Regions from separate parts of the Homo sapiens genome. Here regions 1 and 2 are each linked to region 3. A link is an interaction called in ENCODE POLR2A ChIA-PET data of the cell type or tissue named here. Cell type or tissue: Panc1. All regions are shown on one strand.

Region 1 (5,000 bases), 310 kb before region 3:
AGCAATGATGATGAAACTTTTTTTTTTTTTTGAGACAGTCTCGCTCTGTCACCCAGGCTGGAGTTCAGTGGCACCATCTTGGCTTACTGCAAGCTCCACCTCCCGGGTTCTCGCCATTCTCCTGCCTCAGCCTCCCGGGTAGCTAGGACTACAGGCATCCGCCACCATGCCCAGCTAATTTTTTGTATTTTTAGTAGAGATGGGGTTTCACCATGTTAGCCAGGATGGTCTCAATCTCCTGACCTCATGATCCGCCCGTCTTGGCCTCCCAAAGTGCTGGGATTACAGGCGTGAGCCACCGGGCCCAGCCAGTGAAACTTTTTTAAGAGGCGGTTTCTCGCTAATTCCCAGGCTGGAGTGCAGTGGCTCTTCACAGGTATGATCATAAAGCACTGCAGCCTCTAATTCCTGGGCTCAAAGGATCCTCCCACCTTAGCCTCCCCAGGAGCTGGGACTGTAGGTGCATGCCACCATACCCAACTCTGATTACACAACTTTAAGAGGCTTTGTGGGCAAAAGGCATCAATCCATGATAGCATGAGCAGGAGGAAAAGATGGCAGAGTCGATATGATAAAAGCCTGGCACCCACATAAATAGTCAACTGATCTTTGACAAGGGGCAAAGGCGATACAATGGATAAAAAATAATCTTCTCAACAAATGGTGCTGGAAAAACTGGAGAGCCACATATGAAAAAATGCATCTAGAAACAGACCTTACGCTTTTCACAAAAATGAACTCAAAATGGATTACAGACCTAATGTGTGACACAAAACTATAAAGCTCCTAGAAGGTATCATAGGAGAAAATCTAGATAACCTTGAGTATGGCAATGACATTTTAGATACAACACTGAAGACGTTTCATGATCCGTGAAAGAAACTGATAAGCTGGACATAATTAAAACTTTAAAAATTTTCTCTGAGAAAGACAATGTTAAAAGAATGAGAAGACACCTCTGCCAAAAGACTGCTATCCAAATGTACAAAAAAACCTTAAAACTCAATAATATGAATACTAACAATCCGACCAAAAACTGGACCAAAGACCTTAAGAGATACCTCACCAAAAAAGATATACAGATGGCAAAAAAGCATATGAAAAGATGCTCCAAATCATATGTCATTGGGGAAATAAAAAGAAAACAATGAGATACCACTATACACCTATTAGGATGGCCAACATCCAGAACACTGACAACACCAAATGCTGAGTAGGATATGGAGCAACAGGAACTCTGATTCATTGCTGGTGGAAATGCAGAATGGTACAGCAACTTTGGAAGTCAGTTTGATGGTTCCTTATACTACTACATATACAGACTCTTACCATGTAATTCAGCATGCAATTCAGTTCTCCTTGGTATTTGCCGAAAGAAGTTTAAAATTTATGTTTTAACTTTTTTAACACAGAAACCTGCCCTCATATGTTTATAGCAGTTTTATTCACAATTGCCAAAACTTGGAAGCAACCACGATATCCTTCAGTAGGAAAATGGATATGTGAACTGTGTTCGAGCCAGAGAATGGAATATTATTCAGCATGGAAAAGAAATGAACTAACAAGTCATAAAAAGACATGGAGGAAACTTAAATGCATATTACTCAGTGAAAGAAGCCAATCTAAAAAGTCTGCATATTATATAATCCCAAATATATTACATTCTGGAAAAGGTACAACTATAGACACAGTAAAAAGATCAGTGGTTGCTAGAAGTTAGTAGGGAGGAAGGGATGAATAGGCATAGAATAAAGGATTTTTTAGGTCAGTGAAACCACTTTCCATGATACTGTAATAGTGGATACATACCATATACATTTATTCAAACCCATAAAATGTACAACAGCAAGAGTAAGCCCTAATATATACTATGTTCTTTGGTGATAATGATGTGTCAGTGTAGCTCCATAAATTGTAACAAATATAACACTCTGAGGGGGAAGGAGTTTTTTTTTTTATTTGAGATGGAGTCTCGCTCTGTCACCCAGGCTGGAGTGCAGTGGCGTGATCTCAGCTCACTGCAAGCTCCACCTCCCGGGTTCATGCCATTCTCCTGCCTCGGCCTCCTGAGTAGCTGGGACTACAGGCACCCGCCACCACGCCTGGCTAATGTTTGTGTGTGTGTGTGTGTATTTTTAGTAGAGACGGGGTTTCACCGTGTTAGCCAGGATGGTCTCGATCTCCTGACCTTGTGGTCCACCCGCCTCAGCCTCCCAAAGTGCTGGGATTACAGGGGTGAGTCACAGTGCCTGGCCTACTGTCTATTGTCTTTGTCTAATTTTGATATTTTATGCTGACCTCATAAAATTAGTTGGGAAGTCTTTTCTTTACTATTTTCTAAAAGAGATTTTGGAAAATTGACCTAAATTCAAACTTAACTCTTCCTTAAGTGTTTGTAAAATTTACCAGTGAAGGCATCTGGGCCTGGTGCTTTATTTTTTGAAAGGTTATTTGTTATTGATTTAATTTCTTTAGAAGTTGCATGGAATTGGTTTTATTCCTTCTTTATATGTTTGGTAGAATTTACCAGCAAAACTATTTGAGCCTGGAGATTTCTTTTTCAGAAAATTTTCAACGGAGAATTAATGATTTACAATAGTCACAAGACTATTGAATTATCTATTTTATCTTGCTCAGTTTTGGCAGTTTGTGTGTTTTAGAAATTATTCTTGTTCAACTAAGCTGTCAAATTTATGTGAGTGAAGCTGTTTATTATCTTTTTAAAGTATGCAGGGTATGTAGTGATTTCCCCTATTTCTTTCCTGATATTGGTAATTTGGACTTCACACTTTTTTTGTGTGTCACTCTTGCTAGATAGAGATTTATCCTATTGATCTTTTCAAAGAACCAACTTTTATTGATTTTTCTCTTTTCTGTTTTCAATTTCATTGATATCTATTCTTATCTTTCTTAGTTCCTTCTTACTGCTTGCTTTTTGTTCTTGTTCTTCTAGTTTTACATAAGGAAGTTTGGTTATTGATTTGAGATCTTTCTTCTAATAAAGTATCTAATGGCAGAAAATTTCCACTAAGCACTGATGTAGCTGCAGCCTACAAATTTAAATATGATATATTTTCATTTATTTCATAGATTCCTGTAACTTCCCCCTCTTCTGTTATGGCTGTCTTGTACATTACATCTACATTCGTTGAAATCCTCACCAGACATTGTAACCACCCAGTGGGTTCACCTTGCCTGCTGCCTAGACAGAGCCAGTTTATCAAGACAGGGGAATTGCAAGAGAGAAAGAGTAATTCACGCAGAGCCAGCTGTGCAGGAGAGCAGAGTTTCGTTATTACTCAAATCAATCTCCCCAAGCAGCACTCAGGGATCAGAGTTTTTAAGGACAACTTAGTGGGTCAGGGGAAGCTGGTCAGCTAGGAGTGCAGATTGGTCAGGTCAGAGATGAAATCACAGGGAGTCAAAGCTGTCTCCTTGCCCTGAGTCCGTTCCTGGGTGGGGGCCACAAGATCATCAAGTGTATCAATCTGGGTGGTGCCAGCTGATCCAACAAGCGCAGGGTCTGCAAAATATCTCAAGCACTGATCTTAGGAGCAGTTTAGGGAGGGTCAGAGTCTTGCAGCCTCCAGCTGCATGACTCCTAAACCATAATTTCTAATCTTGTGGTTAATTTGTTTGTCCTACAAAGGCAGTCTAGTCCCCAGGCAAGAAGAAGGTTTGTTTTGGGAAAGGGCTGTTATCGATTTTGTTTTCAACTATAAACTGTAAACTAAGTTCCTCCCAAAGTTAGTTCAGCCTAAGCCCAGAAAGGAACAAGGACAGTTTAAAGGTTAGAACCAAGATAGAGTAGGTTAGATTAGCTCTCCTTCACTGTCTCAGTCATAATTTTGCAAAGGCAATTTCAACATTGTTAAAATTTTTGCTTTCAAACATATTTAAAGGACTAAAGAAAAAATAATAGCCCATTATATATGCCCATATACCTATCATTTCTGTTGGTTGTCCTTAATTAATAGTTTTCCAAGTATACTTAATCTAAGAATGTCTTTCACTTTTATTCCTGAAACATATTTTTTTAACCAGATATACAATTATGAATTAACAGTTATTTTCTTTCATCACTTGAAAACTGTCTCACTTTTTTCTGGCCCCTGTGGTTTCTGAGGAGAACTCCATAGTCATTTGCATCATTCTCTCCCTGTAAGTAATGAGCCATTTGTCTCTGATGGCTTTCAAGATTTTTTATTTGTCTTTAGTTCATGTGTTATATATATACTAGTTATAATGTGTCTTGGAATGGGTTTCCTTGGTTTTATCCTGTTCAAGTTTTGCTGATTTTCTTAAATCTGTAGGTTTATGTTGTCTGCCAAATTTCAGGATTTTTAGCCAGTTTTTTAAATAGTTTTTTTGGCACCACGTTTTCTTCTCTCTTTTTGGGACTCTGGTGACATAAAGGTTAGGTCTTTTGCTATTGTCCCATAGGTCCCTGAGTCCAAGTGGGTGTTTTTATATCTTTTTCTCTGTTACTCAGGTTAGATCATTTCTATTGAACTTTGTTCACATACACTGGGTCTTTACTCTGACATATCTATTTTGCCATTAAGCCCATACAGTGAGTTGTTTTTGTTTTTGTTTTTTTTTTAGTTTCAATTACTGTGTTTTTCAGTTCTCAATTTCTATTCAGTTTTTATGGCTAGAGTACAATAGCTATTCACAGGCATGATTATCGCACATTACAGCCTCAAACTCCTGGGTGCAAGCAATCCTCCTGCCTCAGCCTCCAGGGTAGCTGAGACTACAGGCATCTGCCACCATACATAGCAATAATTTCTGTTAAATAAAAATTATAGGAGATCACTTTTTTGAACTAAGCTCTTGCTCTAGGCCCCAAAAGACCAAACTAAAAATCAAAATGGAGACATCCATGCTACAGTTTCATGTCACCAAACCCAGACTAAGTTGTTATCTGACCTTCAGAGAAATCGCAAGAGACATAACAGCAATCTTCAATCCAACCTTCAATCCATATGATAATGAAG
Region 2 (5,000 bases), 1.2 Mb before region 3:
AATAACATAGAAAATTTAGTTTGCATGAAATACCTTCAATGCTGAGCTGCTTGCAACAATTGTCAAAAATAGGAATTCTAGGCTGGGTGCAGTGGCTCACGCCTGTAATCCCGGCACTTTGGGAGGCCGAGGCGGGCGGATCACGAGGTCAGGAGATCGAGACCATCCTGTCTAACATGGCGAAACCCTGTCTCTATTAAAAATACAAAAAATTAGCCAAGCATGGTGGCGGGGGCCTGTAGTCCTAGCTACTCAGGAGGCGGAGGCAGGAGAAGGCAGGAGAATGGCCTGAACCCAGGAGGCGGAGCTTGCGGTGAGCTGAGGTCGCACCATTGCACTCCAGCCTGGTTGACAGAGCGAGACTCTGTCTCAAAAAAAAAAAAAAAAAAAAAAAAAAAAAAATGGGATTCTAAGTGATCCTTTCCTAGGATGGCCTCAGCATATTTCTCAGAAATGGAACAACTGAGGGGGCTGGTTCCATAAAACATGGATGCCAGAGAACTCTGAATTCTCAACTGTGGCTTATTGAGCCTCCCATATTTAAAACTTCTTCCAGTTGCAAATATGACATGTGCTAATGCAAAAATTTATACACTGCAAAATGAAAGCTCCCACTCCCACTGTCAACAGGCCCATCCACCATACCCCTTCCTACCCTAGAGGACTATTAATACTTTGGTTTACAGCCTTTCAGATCACCTTTCCATGCATTTAGGAATCTATGTATATATGAACATAAAAATGTTGTATGTTATATTAATCATATTACATAAAATGTCCCACAAGTTGGTTTGTCTACTGTTTTTTTTAAGAGAGTTTTTTATGTCAATATCCATAGCTGAAATAATGTATTAAAATCACCAAGTAGGTTCCATTGCAGGAGTGCACTCTAACCTGCTTAACTCGGTCTGCTACTTGAGCTATTTCTTCCCCTTCCTCCCCCTTTTCTTCATTTTCTTCTTTCCTTTTTGCTGTTTATTTTATTTTATATTTTTTGAGACAAGGTGTCACTCTATCACCTAGGCTGGAGTGAAGTGACACAATCACGACTCACTGCAACCTTGATCTCCTGGGCTCAGGTGATCCTCCTCCCTCAGCCTCCCAAGTAGCTTTGGACTATAGTTGTATGCCGCCACATCTGCCTAGTTTCTAAATTTTTTGTAGAGGCAAGATCTTACCATGTTGCCTAGGCTTCTTTTTGCTATTACAAGCAATCCTATAACAAACTTCTTTGTAGCTAAGACAAGTTTTAAATAATTTTCGGTTTTTCAGTGTTGGTCAATGCGGTGGGTGAAATGTGGCATCTTGTTTCTTTCATTTGCATTTCCTCAATGAAGAAATAGTTTAGTCTACTGGCCACTCATATTTATTTTGTGAATTGCTTAGACCTGTGCTGTCTAATTTGATTATCACCAGCCAAATGTGGACACTGAGCACTTGAAAAGTGGACAGCCTAAATTGGGTTGTGCTGTCAGTGTAAGATACACAGAAATTTCAACGACTTGGTCTAAACAAAAGATCTCACTAATATTTTTATATTGGTTATCTTAATATCTCATTAATATTCTTATATTGATTACATATCAATGTAATAAGAGATACTGCTTTAAATAATTTTAATGTGACTAATAAAAAATTTAAAATTACATATGTAGCTCACGTGATATTTCTATTGGACAGAGATGACTTAGATTTTTCTTTTAATTGGGTTGATTGTCTTTTTCTTATTGATTTATAAGAGCTCTTGATATTTTGTTAATCCATATTTTTTGACTGCTATTTTTATAGCAAATATTTCTTCCCCATCTGTAACTTATTTTTCACCTTGAATTATGGAGCCTCTTGCCATACAAAGGTTGTAAGTTTTTAAGAATCTGCCCATTGGCTGGGTGTGGTGGCTCACGCCTGTAATCTCAGCACTTTGGGAGGCCAAGGCGGGCCGATCATGAGGTCAAGAAATTGAGACCATCCTGGCCAACTTGGTGAAACCCCGTCTCTACTAAAAATACAAAAATTAGCAGGGCATGGTGGCACGCACCTGTACTCCCAGCTACTCGGGAAGCTGAGGCACGAGAATTGCTTGAACCCAGGAGGCGGAGGTTGCAGTCAGCTGAGATTGTGCCACTGCACTCCAGCCTGGCAACAGAGTGACCATGCCACCATGCCAAAATTACAAAAATAACTTCCTGTGTTTTCTTAAAGTCATTTCTTTCTTTAATGTTTACTTCTTTTAGGTACCTGAGTTTTTTTGTTTGTTTGTTTGGTGTGAAATAGCAGAAGTTTTAAAATTTGTATTAAATTATAGGGTAGGTAGACAAAAGAACACACATCAGATATGTACATAGTTGGATTTTCAGTGAGTGATGGTCATTGGATTGCTTATTCCATATGAAAACCAATTCTCCTAACATCATTTTTTGAGCACTCCTTGCTTTTCCAAATGATGTGAATTGGCTCTTTTCACATGCAGTATAACATTTCTGTAACAAATGAAGCATTTTGAACTCTTCCTCCGTCTCATCAGTATACTTGATTATTCCTGCACCAGACTCTCACTATTTTAATTACCAATATTTTATAGAATGTTCCTATATCTAGGAGATCAAACCTTTTCACAGATTTATTCATAGGAATGGTCTTTTCCAACAAACTTCAGAATCAGTTTACCAATATCCAAATTAAATTCTGTTAGAATTTTGAATGAGATTGCATTGACCATATAGATTACTTTGAGGGAGAATTTACATGTTTGCAATATTACTCCTATGCAGGAACATGATATATCTCTTCATTTATTTATGTCTTTAAAATGTGAATCAATAAAATTTTATATTTATTTTAATATCTGCCTTATGCTTTATGTATTAGGATTTTTCTTAATGATTTTCTTGTTCTTGTTACAAGAAAGAAACATTGATGATGTTGAATTGATTTTTTTAACTCTATGTTTTATAATTATGTTGTATCCAATCAACTTAGTTGAATGTTCTTTTGGTTCTTTAGTTTTTCACTTGATTATTTTTGATTTTCTGGATACACAATTATGTGATGCCATAGAGCTGGCTTATGCCAGTTTATGAGACTTGATTATTAAGTTTTCAGAAATTTTGTGAGGTGGTTGTTAAACATAGCCATTATTAAGAATTAAATTATGTAAATAAACTAAAAAATACATTAGAATGCCAATAATAATTTAAAATAAGCAAAAAATGTTAAAAAAGAGTTAAATTATGTAAACTTACAATTAAATAGATTATATAAAAGACTAAGGTAATAAATGCTCAAAACTCATCATGTCCTAATTGTTTTCTTACATTTTACTATTATCTATGCTCTTGAGGTTATTTATTTCTTCTGTTTCTATATAATGGAAATTCTTTATGACAGTATGCTATTGTGTCTCTTCCAGCTCCACATTCAGTGATGTCCCTCTGGTAGGTTGAAAGCAACCATCACAGGAGTACTGTATTTACACTACAGAAACCAGCAAATGTTACCATTTAGGTCTTGATTTATTGTTTTGTTAACTGTCTAGACTTAATAATGTAATGGAGAAAATGTTAATAATGGAAATTTCTATGGTTTGGACATGGTTTGTGTTTGTTCCCACCAAAACTCATGGTGAAGTTTAATCCCCAATGTGGTGGTGCTGGGGGTCAGGGGATGGGTCCCTCATTAATGTTTTGGTGCCATTCTCACAGTATTGAATGAGTCCTCACTCCAATGAGACTGGATTAGTTCTCGAGGGAACAGAGTAGTTCCCAAGAGAGTGGGTTGTTATAAAGCCAGGATGTGTTTCAGATTTTTGTCTCTCTTCACACATGTCCACTTCCCCTTTGATGTTCTCTACCACGTTATGATGCAGTACAAAAGACCTTGCCAGAAACCAAGGCCATGCCCTTGAACTTCCCAGCCTGCAGAACTGTGTGAGCTAAATAAACCTCTTTTCTCCTCTTTCTTTCTTTCTCTTTTCTCTTTCTTTCTTTCTTTCCTTTCTTTTTTTCTCTCTTTCTTTCTTTTTTTCTTTCTTCTTTTCCCTTTCTTTCTCCTTCCTTCCTTCCTTCATTCCTTCCTCTTTCTTTCTCCCTTTCCTGTCCTTTCCTTTCCTTTCCTTTCCTTTCCTTTCCTTTCCTTTCCTTTCCTTTCCTTTCCTTTCCTTTCTTTCCTTTCTTTCTTCTGTTCCCCAGGCTGGAGTGCAGTGGCATGATCTTGGCTCACTGCAACCTCCACCTCCTGGGTTCAAGCGATCCTCCCACCTCAGCCTCCCAAGTAGCTGGAACTGCAGGTGTGTGCCACCACATCCAGCTAATTTTTTGTAAATTTTTTTTGTACAGACTGGGTTTCAATATGTTGCCCAGGCTGGTCTTGAACTCTGAGGCTCAGGCAATCCACCTGTCTTGGCCTCTCAAAGTGCTGGGACTATAGGTGTGGGTTACCACACCTGGCCAAATCTCTTTTCTTTATAAATTACCCAGTCTCAGATATTTTGTTAGGATGACACAAAACAGACAACACAGAGATTAAACTTGTGAATGTGTCATACCTGTAGTCATTACATTGTGAAAAACACAAAAAATTGAGGAAATAAATACTCTTGAAGTATTCAAAAACGATTTTTCAATTTAACCAAGAAGTTGCTCATATCATTGACCAACAAGTGAAGTTCAGGCAAGTTGTTTCACTTTAATTTCAAGTTGTTCCATTTTAATTTTAAGTTGTTCATATATAAATAAAACCATCAACCAACATTCATACTGGAAACTACACTCAGAACCAGTTGTTTATCATATATCATCATACCACTGATTTTACAGCATATAAATAATGAAAGTCTCTCTTTCAAATATTACATCTTATCTTATTTTTTGCATCTACTGCATCGGCTAGGGCTCTAATACAATGTGGAATAACAGCAGTGTTTCTCGACATTCTTGATTTGATCCTAATTTTAATGTTTCTATTTTGTTATTAAAAATGATGTTGTTCTGGATTTCTGGTAG
Region 3 (5,000 bases):
ATAGCTTCCCACAGCCACACAATGAACCCTAATCAACCATCTTATTATTATTATTATTATTATTATTATTATTATTATTTGAGATGGAGTCTTGCTCTGCCGCCCAGGCTGGATTGCAGTGGTGTGATCTCAGCTTACTGCAACCTCTGCTTCCCAGGTTCCAGTGATTCTCCTGCCTCAGCCTCCCACATAGCTGGGATTACAGGCACCCACCACCACACCTGGCTAATTTTTTGTACGTTTAGTAGAGACGGGGTTTTGCCATGTTGGCTAGGCTGGTCTTGAACTCCTGACCTCAGGTGATCTTCCTGCCTCTGCCTCCCAAAGTGCTGGGATTACAGGCGTGAGTCACCGCACCCAGCCCTAATCAACCATCTTAAATACACATCTCTGGTCTTATGTGGAAAATGATGAGAGGGTTTTTTTTTTTTTTTTTAATTGAGACGGAGTTTCGCTCTGGTTGCCCAGGCTGGAGTGCAATGGTGCCGTCTCGGCTCACTGCAACCTCCACCTCCCAGGTTCAAGTGATTCTCCTGCCTCAGCCTCCTGAGTAGCTGGGATTACAGGCATATGCCACACTCCTGGCTAATATTTTGTATTTTTAGTAGAGACAGGGTTTCTCCATGTTGGTCAGTCTGGTCTTGAACTCCCAACCTCAGGTGATTCACCTGCCTCAGCCTCCCAAAATGCTGGGATTACAGGTGTGAGCCACCGCGCCTGGCCTGGGTTTTGTTTTTAATACCCATCTATGACTTGTAACTTCTACAGAGTAATAAAAGTGATGTATCATTTAAGGTATCATTATTCTGCTTCATGTAATAGAAACCCAGCTGTGGTGGCTTGACCAAGTAACTGGGTCTTTTCCTTCGATATAAGTCTGGAGATAGAAGTCCAGGGCCGGGAAGGTGCTTCCACAATGCCATTAGGTAGACAGGCTCCTCCTGTCTTTCTTTCTCCCATCTTTAGTGTGTAGCTTTTATCTTCATGCTTGCAAGATAGTGAAGTACATTTAGATCTAATGTCTACATTATAGGCAGGCACAGAGTGAAGCGCAGAAAGCAATTAACAGTTGTATTTTTCCATCTGATCAGGAAACAGTAACTTTCTTGAAAGTCCCACACAGGAGACTCCTCACATCTCATTGGCAAGAACTGGCTCTCATAGTTATATTTTTGTATACAAAATTATTTAATCACTTCTTAGCCTTTTGGCTAAGATCAAGGGTAGTATCAGTTCTTATCAGTTCTTTTTTTTTTTCTCTCTTTTGAGACAGAGTCTCGCTCTGTTGCCCAGGCTGGAGTGCAGTGGCGCAATCTCGGCTCACTGCAACCTCCGCCTCCCAGGTTCAAGCAATTCTCTTGCCTCAGCCTCTCAAGCTGGGATTACAGGTGCCAGACACGTTGCCTGGGTAATTTTTTTGTATTTTTAATAGAGACAGGGTTTCTCCATGTTGGCCAGGCTGGTCTCAAACTCAGGTGATTAACTTGCCGCTGCACTCCAGCTTGGGAAACAGAGCAAGACACACACACACACACACACACACACACACACACACACACACACACACACACACACACGAAGGAAGGAAAGAGAGAGAGGAAGGGAGGGAGGGAGGGAGGAAGGAAGAAAAGAAAGAAAAACATAAAAAAAGAGAAATAGAGAAATTTCCTCACTTGTTTCAATTCTTTAACATGTGTTGAAGAGAACTTTTTTTTTTTTTGAAACGGAGTCTCACTCTGTCACCCAGCAGGCTGGAGTGCAGTGGTGTGATCTCGTCTCACTGCAACCTCCATCTCCTGGGTTCAAGCAATTCTCTGCCTCAGCTTCCTGAGTAGCTGGGATTACAGGCGCCCGCCACCACGCCCGGCTAATTTTTGTATTTTTAGTACAGACAGGGTGTCACCATATTGGCCAGGCTGGTCTTGAACTCCTGACCTCGTGATCCACCCGCCTCGGCCTCCCAAAGTGCTGGGATTACTGCTGTGAGCCACTGTGCCAAGCCTGAAGAGAACTTTTTATACCTACATAAAATCAGGCAAGGGAGTATCAGTTATTTTTTAAATTTTACTGGTCACCCTTTCCCCTCTCTTCTGTCCCCTCCCCTCTTCCCTTGGAGCGCTCTTCCTCCTCCACGAGAATCCAGTGATTCTGGTGAGGCTGCTAAATGGAACACCCAGCTATGCCCATTGCTGCCCCATCGTGACTCACAGTAATGGACATGTGACTCAGCCTGGTCAGCTTATATCCCATTCTCCTGACCACAGTGACATCACAGTGATGGGCATAGAACCAGCAGTCAGTTACTCTCTGGGATTTATTTCATGGAACTAGGAGAGAGAGAGTGTTTAAGCCACCCCATCTCCAGCCCCCAGTAGACTTTTTTTTTCATTATTATAAATTTTTTTTTTCACAATCCCTACTTTGGATGTAGACTTAAAAAAAAAGTGTCAAGGAATGTATCCATTTCTTGTAGGTTTTCCAGTTTTTTGGCATATATTTATTCCCAGTAGTCTCTGATGATTCTTCATATTTCTGCGGTATCAGTTGTCCTGTCTCCTTTTCCATCTTTGATTTTATTTACTTGGGTATTCCTTTTTCTTAGTCTGGCTAAAGGTTTGTTGATTTTGTTTTCAAAGTAAACCAAGTTCATTTTTAAAAATCTTTTGTATTTTGGGGAGTTTCAGTTTCATTTGTTTCTGCTGTATCTTATTATTTCTTCTACTAATTTTGGGTTTGTTTTTGCTTTCCTAGTTAAGATGCGTTGTTAGGTTATTTATAGACTTTATTGTTATTATTTTTTTTTGATTCAGAGTTTCCCTCTCGTCACCCAGGCTGGAGTGCAGAGGTGCAATCTCTGCTCACTGCAACCTCTGCCTCCCGGGTTCAAGTGATTCCCCTTGCCTCAGCCTCCTGAGTAGCTGGGATCATTAGCACCCACCACCACACACCCAGCTAATTTTTTGTATTTTTGGTAGAGATGGGGTTTCACCATGTTGGCCAGGCTGGTCTTAAACTTCTGACCTCAGGTGACCTGCCTGCCTCGATCTCCCAAAGTGTTAGGCTTACAGGCGTGAGCCACCGCATCTGGCCATAGACTTTTTTAGAACTGTTTTAGGTTTACAACAATATCAAGTGGAAAGTAGAGCTCCCATATTCTACCCTCCTCTCCCCCCGCCCCACCTGCACAACCTCTTCCACCGTCAACATCTGGTGGAGTGGTACATTTGTTTCATCTGATGAACCAACATGGACATATCATTACCATGGGGCTCACTCTTAGTGTACATCCTATGAGTTTTGACAAATTTAAAATATGTATCCACCATTATATCATACAGAGTAGTTTCACTGCCCTAAAAAATCCTCTGTGCTCCACCTTGTCATCCTTCCCTCCTAACTTCTGGCAACCACAGATCCTTTTACTGTCTCTATAGTTGTGCCTTTTCTACAGTGTCGTATATTTGGAATCATACGGTGTGTCGCCTTGTCAGACTGGCTTCTTCCAGTTAGTAATATGCACTTAAGATTCATCTGTGTCTTTTCATTGTAGTTCATTTCTTCTTAGCGCTGAATAATAGCCCATTATATAGATGTGCCTCTGTTTATTCATTCACCTGTTGAAGGAAGAGTGTAAAAGAATTTGCAGACATACCATTTTTATTTGGAGGTGTCCAACTGATTTCTTGAATTCTTTATTTGGGTGTCTCACAGACATCTCAAACTTAGTATGTCTACCCATCCTGTCCCTCATTCCAGTTCAGGGTGCAGCACCACAATCCACCCAACTGCTCAAGCCAGAAGTTAGGTGTCAAATGTGGCTCTTCCATTCTCTCACCTGTCTCATCCCATATATCAGTAAAGTCCTGTTGCTCCTACCTCTAAAATATGTCTTGAATCCAGGTGGGCTGGTGCAGAAGCCTTTTATTCAGTCTCCTTCCTTCAAATGTTGTCCCGTACAATACACTTTCCACACAGTTAAAAGAATGACTCATCCATGGTTGGCTTGGTATTAATTGAAAGACCTGGTGTAAACAGTAAATATATTTGTACTATATTCTGGACTCTCAGCATTTTTATAAATGGCTAAAAATAAGACAGTTCTTTGTAGCAAATAGAGGAATTAGACCCGAATGTCCTTCAAGATGTTTTGGAGCATAATAGTAAGGCTTTATATAGTTACCACTTCCCGAACCCAAAATTAAAGTACATATTCCAGGAGGCAGTAGGGTACTTAGGGTTCAAATAATTATCATTTTATTAAACACCTTTTATGTTTGCTATGTACTTCATCTTACTTAATTCTAACATAGGTGGGCCAAGATAAACAGGACATTCTTCAAACATAATTTCTGGATTTGTTTAACATTTAATGGGGGTGGGACAAAACATTTTTAAATAATTTTTTTTGAGGCAGAGTCTCATTCTGTCACCCAGGCTGGAGTGCAATGGCGCCATTTTGGCTCACTGTAACCTCCACCTCCCAGGTTCAAGCAATTCTCCAGCTTCAGCCTCCCGAGCAGCTGGGATTACTGGCGCGCACCATCATGCCTGGCTAATTTTTATATTTTTAGTAGAGACGGGGTTTTACCATGTTGGCCAGGTTGGTCTCGAACTCCTGACCTCCTGTGATCCACTCGTCTCAGCCTCCCAAAGTGCTGAGATTACAGGCGTAAGCCACCATGCCCAGCCTAAAAAACAATTATTATTTTATTTTTTTAGATAAGTGTTTACTGATATTTTTATTTTGGAGCTCCAAAGGAAAACAAGTCACATCTATTATTTTGCATTTTTCATGTAAGAATAAAACATTTTCCTTTAACAGATACCAACTTATTTTTTCTTTTTACTCTTTTTCTAAATTCATCCAATAAACATTATGCCGTTGTGAAAACAAAAGTTTATTTATATATATATATATATATTTTTATTATACTTTAAGTTCTAGGGTACATGTGCACAACGTGCAGGTTTGTTACATATGTATACATGTGCCATGTTGG

What was found. Peaks named below come from ENCODE experiments on the same cell type or tissue, not always from the same donor. Only the 100,000 strongest peaks of a DNase experiment are listed, where the experiment ranks them.
Region 1: POLR2A ChIA-PET joins it to region 3 with 7 read pairs; 2 of 35 experiments call an interaction of 5 or more read pairs at or near these places.
Region 2: POLR2A ChIA-PET joins it to region 3 with 5 read pairs; 2 of 35 experiments call an interaction of 5 or more read pairs at or near these places.

The regions. Positions count from the first base shown.
Region 1 is chr10:27,494,767-27,499,766 of GRCh38, reverse strand. No RefSeq gene overlaps it. Among named protein-coding and RNA genes, the nearest start is that of RAB18, 7.0 kb to the left of the region's middle. In Panc1, no CTCF peak of the experiment used is centred here; no DNase peak of the experiment used is centred here.
Region 2 is chr10:28,346,146-28,351,145 of GRCh38, reverse strand. No RefSeq gene overlaps it. Among named protein-coding and RNA genes, the nearest start is that of MPP7-DT, 45 kb to the right of the region's middle. In Panc1, no CTCF peak of the experiment used is centred here; no DNase peak of the experiment used is centred here.
Region 3 is chr10:27,189,692-27,194,691 of GRCh38, reverse strand. It overlaps a transcript of ACBD5 not described here and the pseudogene RNU2-24P. Among named protein-coding and RNA genes, the nearest start is that of MASTL, 37 kb to the right of the region's middle. In Panc1, no CTCF peak of the experiment used is centred here; a DNase peak (open chromatin) is centred at 2,271.